Linked DNA regions of Homo sapiens: region 2 is linked to region 1. The links are chromatin contacts, found by Hi-C in ENCODE. All regions are on one chromosome and are shown on one strand. The core of a region is the stretch at or near the end of the contact, and the rest is flanking DNA. Distances in the headings are between cores, read along the strand shown. Region 1 overlaps ABCA13 (ATP binding cassette subfamily A member 13). Region 2 holds the start of LINC02838 (long intergenic non-protein coding RNA 2838).

What was found. Hi-C counts contacts between places; a loop is a spot of excess contacts on that map. Pooled maps may share reads with other maps.
Region 2: a loop to region 1 is called in a map of Right ventricle myocardium inferior, with 2.2 times the contacts of the local background. The contact joins the promoter of LINC02838 here to the enhancer-like site in region 1. A Hi-C loop is called at or near these places in 1 of 168 maps with a recorded cell type or tissue (Right ventricle myocardium inferior) and 1 of 50 pooled maps.

What each region holds. Positions count from the first base shown.
Region 1 is chr7:48,634,486-48,639,717 of GRCh38, forward strand. The region is part of intron 59 of ABCA13 (ATP binding cassette subfamily A member 13); the gene reads left to right. Among named protein-coding and RNA genes, the nearest start is that of LINC02838, 71 kb to the right of the region's middle. Within about 2 kb of position 2,071, at least 3 of the 41 ENCODE cell types and tissues checked have a DNase peak (open chromatin) inside an H3K27ac peak, as active enhancers do.
Region 2 is chr7:48,705,277-48,710,508 of GRCh38, forward strand. LINC02838 (long intergenic non-protein coding RNA 2838) reads left to right here and starts at 3,227. Exons shown (of 3, transcript NR_183322.1): 1 at 3,227-3,427; 2 at 3,519-3,638.

The DNA.
Region 1 (5,232 bases), core at 821-3,320:
ATCTCTCTTTTTTTCTTGGTCAATTATGCTAAATATTTATCACATTTGTTGATTTTTTTTCATAGCCATATTCCATATGGCATTCCAAACTTCCACAATCAACTTTAGTTTCATTTTTCTCTATTGTTTTTATATTCTTGATTTTATCAATGTCCACTCCAACTTTATTATTTCCTGTCTTCTTGCTTTAGGTTTAGTTTGCTTTTCTTTTTCCAGTTTCTTAAGGTATACAGTTGAGTATTATTTTGTAATTTTTCTTACATGTTAATGGAAGTATTATTACTATAAATGTTTCTCCAAGCACTGCTTTAGCTACGTCTCATAAGCTTTGGAATGTTGTCCCTTCATTTTCATTCATCTCAAAGTATTTTATAAAGTAACTTGGGATTGCTTCTGCCTCGTTGTTTTACCCACACGCAGCTGGTAAGATTCACTCATTGCTGTATTGTTTTCAACAATATCATGGGCATAAATTGTTCTACATATAAATCTCATAAAATTTAGGCTGTGTTAAAGGACTCCTTCCTGAGATCAGTGTTTGAGATTTGTTTTAATCACAAATTTGCCACTGGGAGGGCTCCTTCCAGTGGTCTCCCTGGTTCTCTCTGGTAAATTAGACAGCCTGTAGTTTAGCCTGTATCTCCGATGAATCTATCAATCTCCCAATTGCCTTTCACCACAGGTTCCAGTTATTAAGAACACCCTTATGGTTGAACTTCTCCACATTTTGTTGCCAAAAAAAAAAAAAAAAAACCTAAAAACTAAAACAACAAAACAGTCCCTTTGGGGATAGATTAGCAGTTATCTGTTTATGGCTTGCTTCTTTAGAGGCAAGGAAACATATATGAGCCACATTTCTGGAGCTAGAAATGGGAGCAACATCATGTTTCTTTCTGAATGACCCTCCCACTTTAGGAGCTGAACACTCATGGGAGAGGGAGGACAGTGACCTCAGATTCTCTCAGCTTGCTTCTCCCATGTGGAAACCCCACACCATGATATGAGGCAAGAACAAGGGGGACCCCAATATTCTCGGCAATGCTGTTCTTAATTTAAAGCCTCTGTCTAATGAGCCTTTGTCTAATGAGGTAGAGCTGGGTAAAAAAAGGGCACCATCACCTCTCATCTGTACTCACTGGCAGCTTAACCTCATGAACATGTAGCTGGGGCCAGAATGAGAGGGGAAGACAGCTCACTTACAGAGAGCTAAGGTGGGAGAGAGCCCTGTGTTCTTGGATGCAGCAGGCTGGAGTGGAGTTTCCATTTCCCTGAGCTGGGAGGTAGCAGAAGAGTAGATCTTGTTTTAAATGCCACAGACTATTACTGTTCTTACTCAGTTTTAGTAGACTTTCTTGAATAACTATATTTTTTATCTTGCTGTATACAGAAAAATAGCATTTTGGAGACTTTACTGTTTTTTAAAAAATAGTTTTCAGCAGTCTTACTGGGAAATGAGTCTGCAGAACTCCTCATACTGTCCTGATGGAAGCCTTGGCTAAATGCTTTCAAAGACATCTATTTATATCTATTTCATGCTGGTATTGTACCTGCACCTAAAGTGACTGTGCCCGTAAAATAGGGAGTCTAGTTCTATTGTTTTTGAGTCCAATTTTAACATCCATATTGACTTTTTACAGCCCCTGCTTTCTTCTCATTATTGTAAATATTTATAGTATTAATTTTATTGTGTACAGAGGCATATTTGAATGATTAAAAGGCAAGCACCAGCCTTTTGAGAAGACTTTATCAATCACTCTAGCACAACTGTTCACAAAGCAAGGAGTCAGCCGCCTCCCATATAGGCATCCCCCAACCATAACGTGGAGAAGCAGATCCCAGTTAGTACTTTCTATGTTATAGCTCCTCTAGTTTGTAATTAGTGTTTGAAAGGATCCAGAGTAACATGGAAAAGATTCACTGTCTTGATTCACTTTCATAACTCAGCTGTCACTTGGGTCTTTCCTGCCCATGGGAGATTTAGGAAAATGTGCCTGATTTCATGCCAGGGAGTCCAGGACCCTTGTCTCAAGGGTTCTATGAACTCCTGGTGAGTCAGAGGCCTGTGTGCCCTGCCCTGTTTTTGAGCCTGTGCAGTCCTGCCTGGGCATGTGCTCCAGTGCCTGGGGAGCCAGCCACATTATCACCCCCGCCACCATACACCCAAATGTATCAATAATTCCATGAATTTAGTAATTTTCCAACATTTTTGAATGTGGGCCTGAAGAGAGAAGTAATTGTGAATCCCTGGGCTGTCCGTCCACCTGGCCCCTCCCTGCATCCTCAGCTGTTTCCCCTCTTGTGCCCCTGGCTGCCAGGGTGCTGTCATTACTCAGGCATCCAGTTGGAAAGTTCCAGGCACATTTCGGCCCAGAGTCACTTACCCAGAGCCTGGCTTATCAAAGCCTTTTCTTAACAATGGGAGGGAGGTTGAATCTTAAAGCAATTCTTCTCTGTTAAGGCAATTATGCATTTTTTCTTATTATTACATTATTTATTTAAGGGCTGTATTACATGGGATCTGACTGGAGACGATAGAGGTTATTTGCAAAGCCTTTGAAAATGAACTCAGAAGAAGTTTAATCCACTCTCCCAAGGGAACCATGTCCCTACAAAAACTTAAAACTGCAGCAAAACAGAATAGAGAGGGTTTGCTTGTGTGCCTGCAGCAGAGCACCCCCTTCCTTATGTAAACACTTACAAAGCTGCCATCTTTGCACAGATGGTGGCTGAGTGGGGTGCTGGCTTTGAAGGCTCCCTGTTTTAATACTGGTGTTTTCCTCCTCAGGTCTCACGCACGAAGTACTGTAAGCTTCTCTATGGGCAGCACTCATCAAGCCAGAAAGTAGCTTGCCATGGCTTCTTCTATGGGGTGTTTTCTTTATTATGTTCATAAAGCAAAAAAAAAAAAAAAAAAAAAAAAACAGAGAGAGAAAGAAAAGAAAATCAGAAGACAATGACTACTTTAGCTCTCTTGGCCTCTCAAGGTGACTGGTGTGAGAATAGCTTGGTGGCTAAGGACAGAAAAAAAAATCTTTTGTTTATCTAGACTCTAGGGTATTTCTGAAATGAAGGGAAATGTTCAGAGACCATTAAAAATGCAAGAGGCCACATAAGGGGCTGAGTCATATAGCTGTCACCTCACCACCTTGGAAACAAAACGCTCTATCATGTTTGTTTAGCTGGTGACAATGATATAATGCTGGAGATGAGGCTATGTATTTTTTTTTATCCCACTGACTTGGCTATTGTTCCTTACTTTAAAATGATCCCCTTTGGTTACTCTAAAGAACAAAGGAAAAAAACAATAGATATGCATTTTGCTGTTTAGTTAAGAAGGAAATATTGTTTTCATTACACCAAAGTCTGACAAGGAATTTAATTCACTCATTACTCCATTAAATATGAACTGGGCATCTGCAGGGGTGTTAGAGTCAGTGGCAGAAGGGTTTATGTGTCCTGTATTCTTGGAGCTCTACTGTAACAACTGATGGCATTGAAGGATGCACCATACACCTGCATGTACACAGGAAGGGCTTTCACAGCCAGAATAGGGCCTTGCACAAGTGAGCACTGAATTAGTACTGAATGGATGGAGGAAAGGAGATCTGGTTGTGGGTAGCATGAAGGATACTCTTAGATGCGAAGTCAGAGAGGAAGGCACTCGTTACATCATGGAGAGCCTCATGGACAAGCTGAAGAGTTTGATATTGAGTCAGAGTCTTTCAGACATGAAGCTGACATGGCCTCCGGAGTTCTGAGACAGTTCTGTTGGCCTTTCCTGGAGGTGACGTTGACCCAACCACTTTAATTTGGATCTATGAATGGTGGAGTCATTTAAGAAAGTGACACATCCAGCCACAGAGAGCAGTGTTTATGGAGTGATGTGTATTAACATGAATCAAGCTTCTTTTTTATTGTGAAGCTGTCATGTCCCTATACGATCTCGTCTTTAAACTCAGAAGTGTATTGAGGCTGTTTTCAAAGAGGTTTTCTTCTCCAGGAGGAATGTGAGTGCCAGCTGCCAAACACTGTTTTGTTGTTGTTGTTATTTGTCAAAGGCTCTCTTTATGTTAATACCTTGGGTCTGTAATCCTCACAGCCATTCTGATTTGCATATGCAATGATTGGAAAATGATCCAAATCAAACTTAACTGAAGTTGAAATAATAAAGGTGCTTGCAGTGAAGGGACATGGTTGTGAGGTAAGCCCCATGGTCTCAGCTCTGCTAGTTAATAAGCTGAGTGACAAAGAAAAAATCTCCTGATCTCTTTGGGCCTCAAATTTTTGCATTTTATAGAGAGGAATTGGTATCCATTCTAGTCCATGTACAGGTGTGATAAGAGTAAAATGAAATTATTGATGTGAAAGTATTAATATAAAGGATATAAGAGCATTAACGATTAGATGAGATCCTGCTTCAGGCTGGAGTTTTGAGGTTAATTACTCAGCTGGAACTGTAACTCCCTCCATTCCCTTGGAGTTGTGTGACCCAAACAAGTTATGTAGCTTCTCTGAGATCCACCTCGCTTCTGTAAATCAGAGGCAGAGATAGCAGCATCAGTATTTTGTGGGGATTAATTGGGATAATGTGTTTGGTGCCTCACTCACAGAGGATACAGGACAGAGCTCATGTCCTCAGTCTTCTCTTTTGGTTTCCTTTTCTTTCCAGTGGGTAATCATGAGGACTGAGATTACAATGAGGAAGTTTCTATTAATAATACAGAGATGCCAGCTACACATCAAGTGCTCACATAAATGTTTGCATCCCGCTGTTTGCTCAGCCACCCTTCCTCAGTGCCATCCTCTCCTCCTCTTCATGCATCCAAAGGAAACCTATTACAATTCAGTAGCTGAGGACAGATCACTGGAATTTGGTACTTTGTTGAGGCACCAACCCATGAGGAGTGGGGTGTGGTGTGGTAAGGCAGGAAGATGAGAATTAGGGACCAATGTAGTCTGAGGCAGCGGGGACCCCATATTCCACAGTCAGTGCTGTAACACTTGTGCTGGATGAGAGCTTAACGTGAGACCACGGGAGGCCTGGTCCCCCTCCGCTCTCTGCTCTTGCCCTGTGGTGGATGAGGGAGAAGTCATCTTTAAAGGTATTTCCTACTCAGATATGTGTAGGGAATAGCACATGTATGGGGTTGTGGATGTGAGTGTGAATAGACTCCTCGTGGGGCAGATGATGGAAATCAGTGGGCATATATCTATAAACACATAATACAAATA
Region 2 (5,232 bases), core at 1,977-4,476, 72 kb after region 1:
GAGTGCTTACATGCCAGCTCTCTCAGAAGGTGATCAGGAAGTTTGGGGTGAGAAGACAATCCAGGTAGGATGATTCCTGCAAAATAGAGCTGCCGTGTTCCTGCATGTTGTGCCTCCAGCCTGTTTAATGCACAGCTATGTGTGAAGAAGGAAGTTAATAACTCTCATTTTGGTATGTTGGGACATCATCAACATGCCTGTAGGGTTCTAGGTATATAAGAGAACTCCAACATTTAATTAAACTGCCTGCAAACATTGATTCATCTGTTACCACCTGAATGGATTGGTCAGTGAATGTCTGGTGCTCCTTCGGAGAACTCTGGAAAATGGATAACTCAGGGGCAGAAATCTGGTGTTAAAGGGCCACAGGGAGAATGGGAATTAATTCTTCCAGAAATGCCTTAGGGAGGAGCCAACCTACAAATCTTTCATAAGTATGCAAACTTGGGCCAGGATAGTGATATAAGATCTAGTAGGAGGCAAGGGGAGTGTGAGAACTGTTGGATACTAAATGTGCCTTTGATTCTTAGAAACAGCTGTTTTATGCAGAGATTACTTGAATTTCTCTCCTAAATGTTTGAAAGAAAAACTACTGGTTAATTAGGATTATGCTGACTTTGAGTTAATTTTCTGAATAAGTGTTCATCCAAAAAATTTGTTGAGAACATGTAGTAGATGTTCAAAAATGGAAACAAAACCACTGGCTAGGGAAATAGCTATAGGAGATCTTGCTCTTTAGTTTTCATGCTTTTATAATTAGGATATTGACTACAGTAATCATCAATGTTCCAAACAGACTCAACTTAAGTATCCATCATTATATGAATTAGTTTATTAAACTCGGACATTGAAAAAGAAAGATCAAAATTTAGTTGAGAATGCCTGAATGCATCCTCTGAAATGAGGGTGGTATTTTTCAGTAGCATAACTTTGTGAATACTTATTTATGACAAACTCAGTGTCATGCACTTAATTTTCTCATCAGCTTTTGTTTTTGCACACTCATTTTTGGTATGACTCTTTAACCAGTGCAATCAGGGGAGTAGACCCCATCTTGGTTTATCCTGAACGAGTGGTTCTCAACTTGAGGAACTTTGACTCTCTACTGAAAGGACCATTTGGCAATGTCTGCAGACATTTTTGATTGTCACAACTGTGGAGAGAGGATGCTAGTGGACTCTAGTGAGTGGAGCAGAGACGCTGCTAAACATCCTCTAATGCACAGGACAATCCCCCACAACAAAGAATTATACAATCCAAAATGTTCATTGTGCCAACATTGAGAAACCCTATCCTGACCGAGGTCTCCACCTTTAGCAAATAAAAAGACAGGACACTTAGTTAAATTTGAATTTGAGATAAACAACAAATAATATGTATGTATTATGTAACATATAAATAATACATTAGTATATATATGTTCAATTGACTATAAAAATGTGGTGCTTAATATGTCCCAAGTTTTTATGAGGTATATTTTTTCTAAAAAAAAAATAGTTCATTTGAAATTCAAATTTATTTAGGCATCCTGCATTTTACCTGGCAACCCTAGATCTATCTCTTGTACAAGAATGTGACCTATTCCATGAATTCTAAGCTTTTCTGCAACAGAAGGAAATTTTATTTTGTATGCAGCTTATTGTGCCATTGCATAGGCTTTGTAATAAAGCATGTCTCAATGCAGATTCCATTTCTGACCTACTGTACAATCATGGAGAGGTTATTTAATTTCTTTAAGCCTTAGTTACTTCATATATGTTATGGGAATAATTATGACAACCTCATAGGTTTATTGCAAAAAGGAAATAAAATAATGTATGTAAAATGACTAGTATTCATAAAGGATAATTATGATTTTTATTATTGATTTATTATTTTCCTCAGTAATACCTTGAAGTTCTCTGTCAGCCCAGGTTTTATCAAGATTTTTTTTCTTTGTAATATATTCAGTGGATTTATAGCAGCTTGCTTTACTAGATAACCCAAGAATGGGTTGAGTTTTATCTTTTCTTGTAATGTTTGTTGAAGTAAAACACAATGATCAAGGGAGCGAATCTTGATTATACTCTTCATCATTTTTCTTTACATAGTGAACATACTCATGGGTATCATCCAGCTCAAAACGCAGAACGTTGTCAGCCCCCAGAGACTCTACCATGACCTTTTCTATTCATTACACCTCTAAAAATAATGAATATCTTTATGTCCATCACTATACATTAGGATTTTTTTTAATTTATGATGAATGGAATTATGTGTTAAGTACCCTTTTGTGTCTGGATTTTCTTTTCTTTTTTAAAAAATATGTTTTCTTCACATTATGTCTGTGAAATTTGTCATGCTGCATATAGCAGTAGTTTAATCTTTTTGTTTACTGTATGACATTCCGTCATGTAAATATGCAAGGCTTTATTCACCTATTCAACTGCTGATGAGCGTTTGGGCAGTTTCCATAGTTTTACTATTGGAAATGGTGCTTTTATTAATATTTTGTATGAGTTTTGATGCACATACAAATGCATTTACATTGGGCAGAACAGTTGTGATACAAGGCATGCACAATTTTAGGGTTAAGTAGATAGCTATACAATTTTGCATACAGAATGCGCTAATTTATGTTCCTACTAAGAGTATCAGAAAATTTCATTGTCCCACATTGTCTCTACAGTTGAGATTGCCACTTTTTATAAATGTTAATTCTTATGGTGGGTAGGTAATATTATCACATTGTGGTTTGAATAACATTTTTCTGACAATAATGTTGAGCACCATTTCAAATGCTTATTGGCCATAGTAATATAGCGTTTTTTATTATTATTATGCCAGCAAAGCAGGTTCGCCATGCAATGGTTATCATTTCATTCCAAAGCATCATGGGCTGCAATTTCTACTCCTTGCACAAGTTCAGGATACTTACAAACACAGGTTACATGCAGTAGATTTATTACCTATAGACAACTAGAAAGAGACAACAGAGGCCTAAGATTCATGACAGCCTGATCCCAGAGGCTCAGGAAAGCTGCCAGGACATAGTCTCGTTTGCGCATGCCGCACTTGCACTGTAGCTCAGGAACCTTGGAAACAGTTCTCCTGTTTGTCAAACATCGCCAGACATCCAATTCTAGGAGAGATTGGAACAGAACTTGGGCTGCTCTGGAGAGCCCCTCTTTATCTCAGAATGTTGCATTGTTAGCACATTCTATAGTTATTCTTGAGAACTATAGACAAGAAATGAGAGAGAACTGGGATAGTCTAAGGCCACATGGAGATCTGTCTTGCACTATGTTGACTTAGTTTAGAGGCCCCGGCTGGAGAGGAGTCAGGCCCTTTTCTTGTGGGGTCAATTAAGTCCGATCCTCAATTACCTCCTTGTTTGTCTCTCAGACCCTTGGCCGCTATTCAGTCGCCATATGTGCCTCGGAGCCAGGTACCAGACAACCAGGAACAAGCCCACTGAAATTATTTCAAGTCATCAAGCCTAAGCCTGTTTGCCCTGCCTAACCCTTTCATTCCTGCAGAAACCACAAAAAAAGGTTTTCGCCTACTGCTGCCCTTTATCCCTCTGGCTCAACTCTGACGCTGGTGCTCCCACGAGTGGCCCCCTGTGGCATGGCACGCTGTGTTCTCCCCAGGGAACTGTGAGTATAACAAAACTGTAAAACTCTTTCAAGCTTCTCTTTTGATCTTCCTCTGGCTTCACCATACCTCATCCACATTAATATGGTTAAATCAGCCATCTGATGTCTTGTCAAATGACAATGTTTTCCTCCCATATTTTTTTGGCAGGCCTTTGTTTTCCTTGTTGAATTGTAGAAATTTTGTTTTATAAAGGATATAAATCCTTTGTAAGATGCATGCATTTCCAATTTTTTTTTTCTACTTCGTGGCTTGCGTATTCACTGTCTTACAGTATCTTCTGATGAAGAGTAATTAATGATTTAGCAAATTCCAGTGTATCAATATTTTGCTTTATGATTGGTGCTTTTTGTGTGCAATTTAAGAAAACCTTGCCAACTACAAGACAATGTAGACATTTTCCTATGATACCATCCAGAACCTGTATTGTTTTAATTTTCACGTTTACTTAGTGGTACATCAGAGTTGTTTTTCTGTGTGTGTGTGTGTGTGTGTGTGTGTGTGTGTGTGTGTGACGTGAAAAGTATGGCATACGTGAATGGTGAAGTAGATGTGAAAGATTCATTTTGTTCTTCAGGAATATCTGGCTGACCCAGCACTGTTCCTGGAGTATGCCTCCTGGCATTACAATGTCACCTTTTCATAAATCAGATGATCACATAAATTCATTTGTTGAACTTAAATTTTTGATTTTTATTCTTTCTTTTCTTAAAATAATATATCCACTGAAGTCTATCAGCTTTTTAAAAGCAGGGCTTTAGAACCATTCTATAATTTTTGACATGCCAAATTCTAAATTTTCATTGAAATTAAAACAAATTCTTTTATTTTGATTTCTTTTTTGAACCATGGAATATTTAATACTTTATTGCTTAATTTCCAAAGATTTGAATTTCTTTAAGTTATTATTTTGTGAATCATTCTCATCTTAATCGTTTTAAACATTTCTAGTGTTATTTGGTTTGACAATATTTTAAGTTAATTTCCATATGATCAGATTAACATATCTTATTTTTTAAGACTTCTGTTATAGCTTAGAATTTAATCAATTTTAGTACACATTCACATGGAAAAAAATTGTCTTCTCTTGATCTGCGTTCAAGTTTTATATGTGTGTGGGCTGAGTGCGGTGGCTCACATTTGTAATCCCAACAATTTCTCCCAAATTGAGGCAGCAGGATTGCTTGAGCCTAGGAGTTTGAGACCAGCCTGGGGAACACGGCAAGACTGCATCTCTACAAAAATACCAAAATTAATCAGCCATGGTGGCACTCACCTGGGTCCCCACCAGCTACTGGGAAGGCTGAGGCAAGAGGATTGCTTGAGCCCAGGAGGTCAAGGCTGCAGTGAGCCATGTTCACACCACTGTATCCTAACCTGGGTGACAGAGTGAGACTCTCTCTAAAAAAAAATAATAATAATAAAATAAAAGGTTTCGTGTGTGCTAATTATATTAATTTATTAATTATATTGTTCTAATATTTTATATTCTTTCTGATTTACTTACTGTCACTTACTGTCATTTACCGAGAATGTTACTTAAACATGAAATTAGAAATTTGTCTACTCTTTTAAAGTTTTTTTCATCATTTTTTT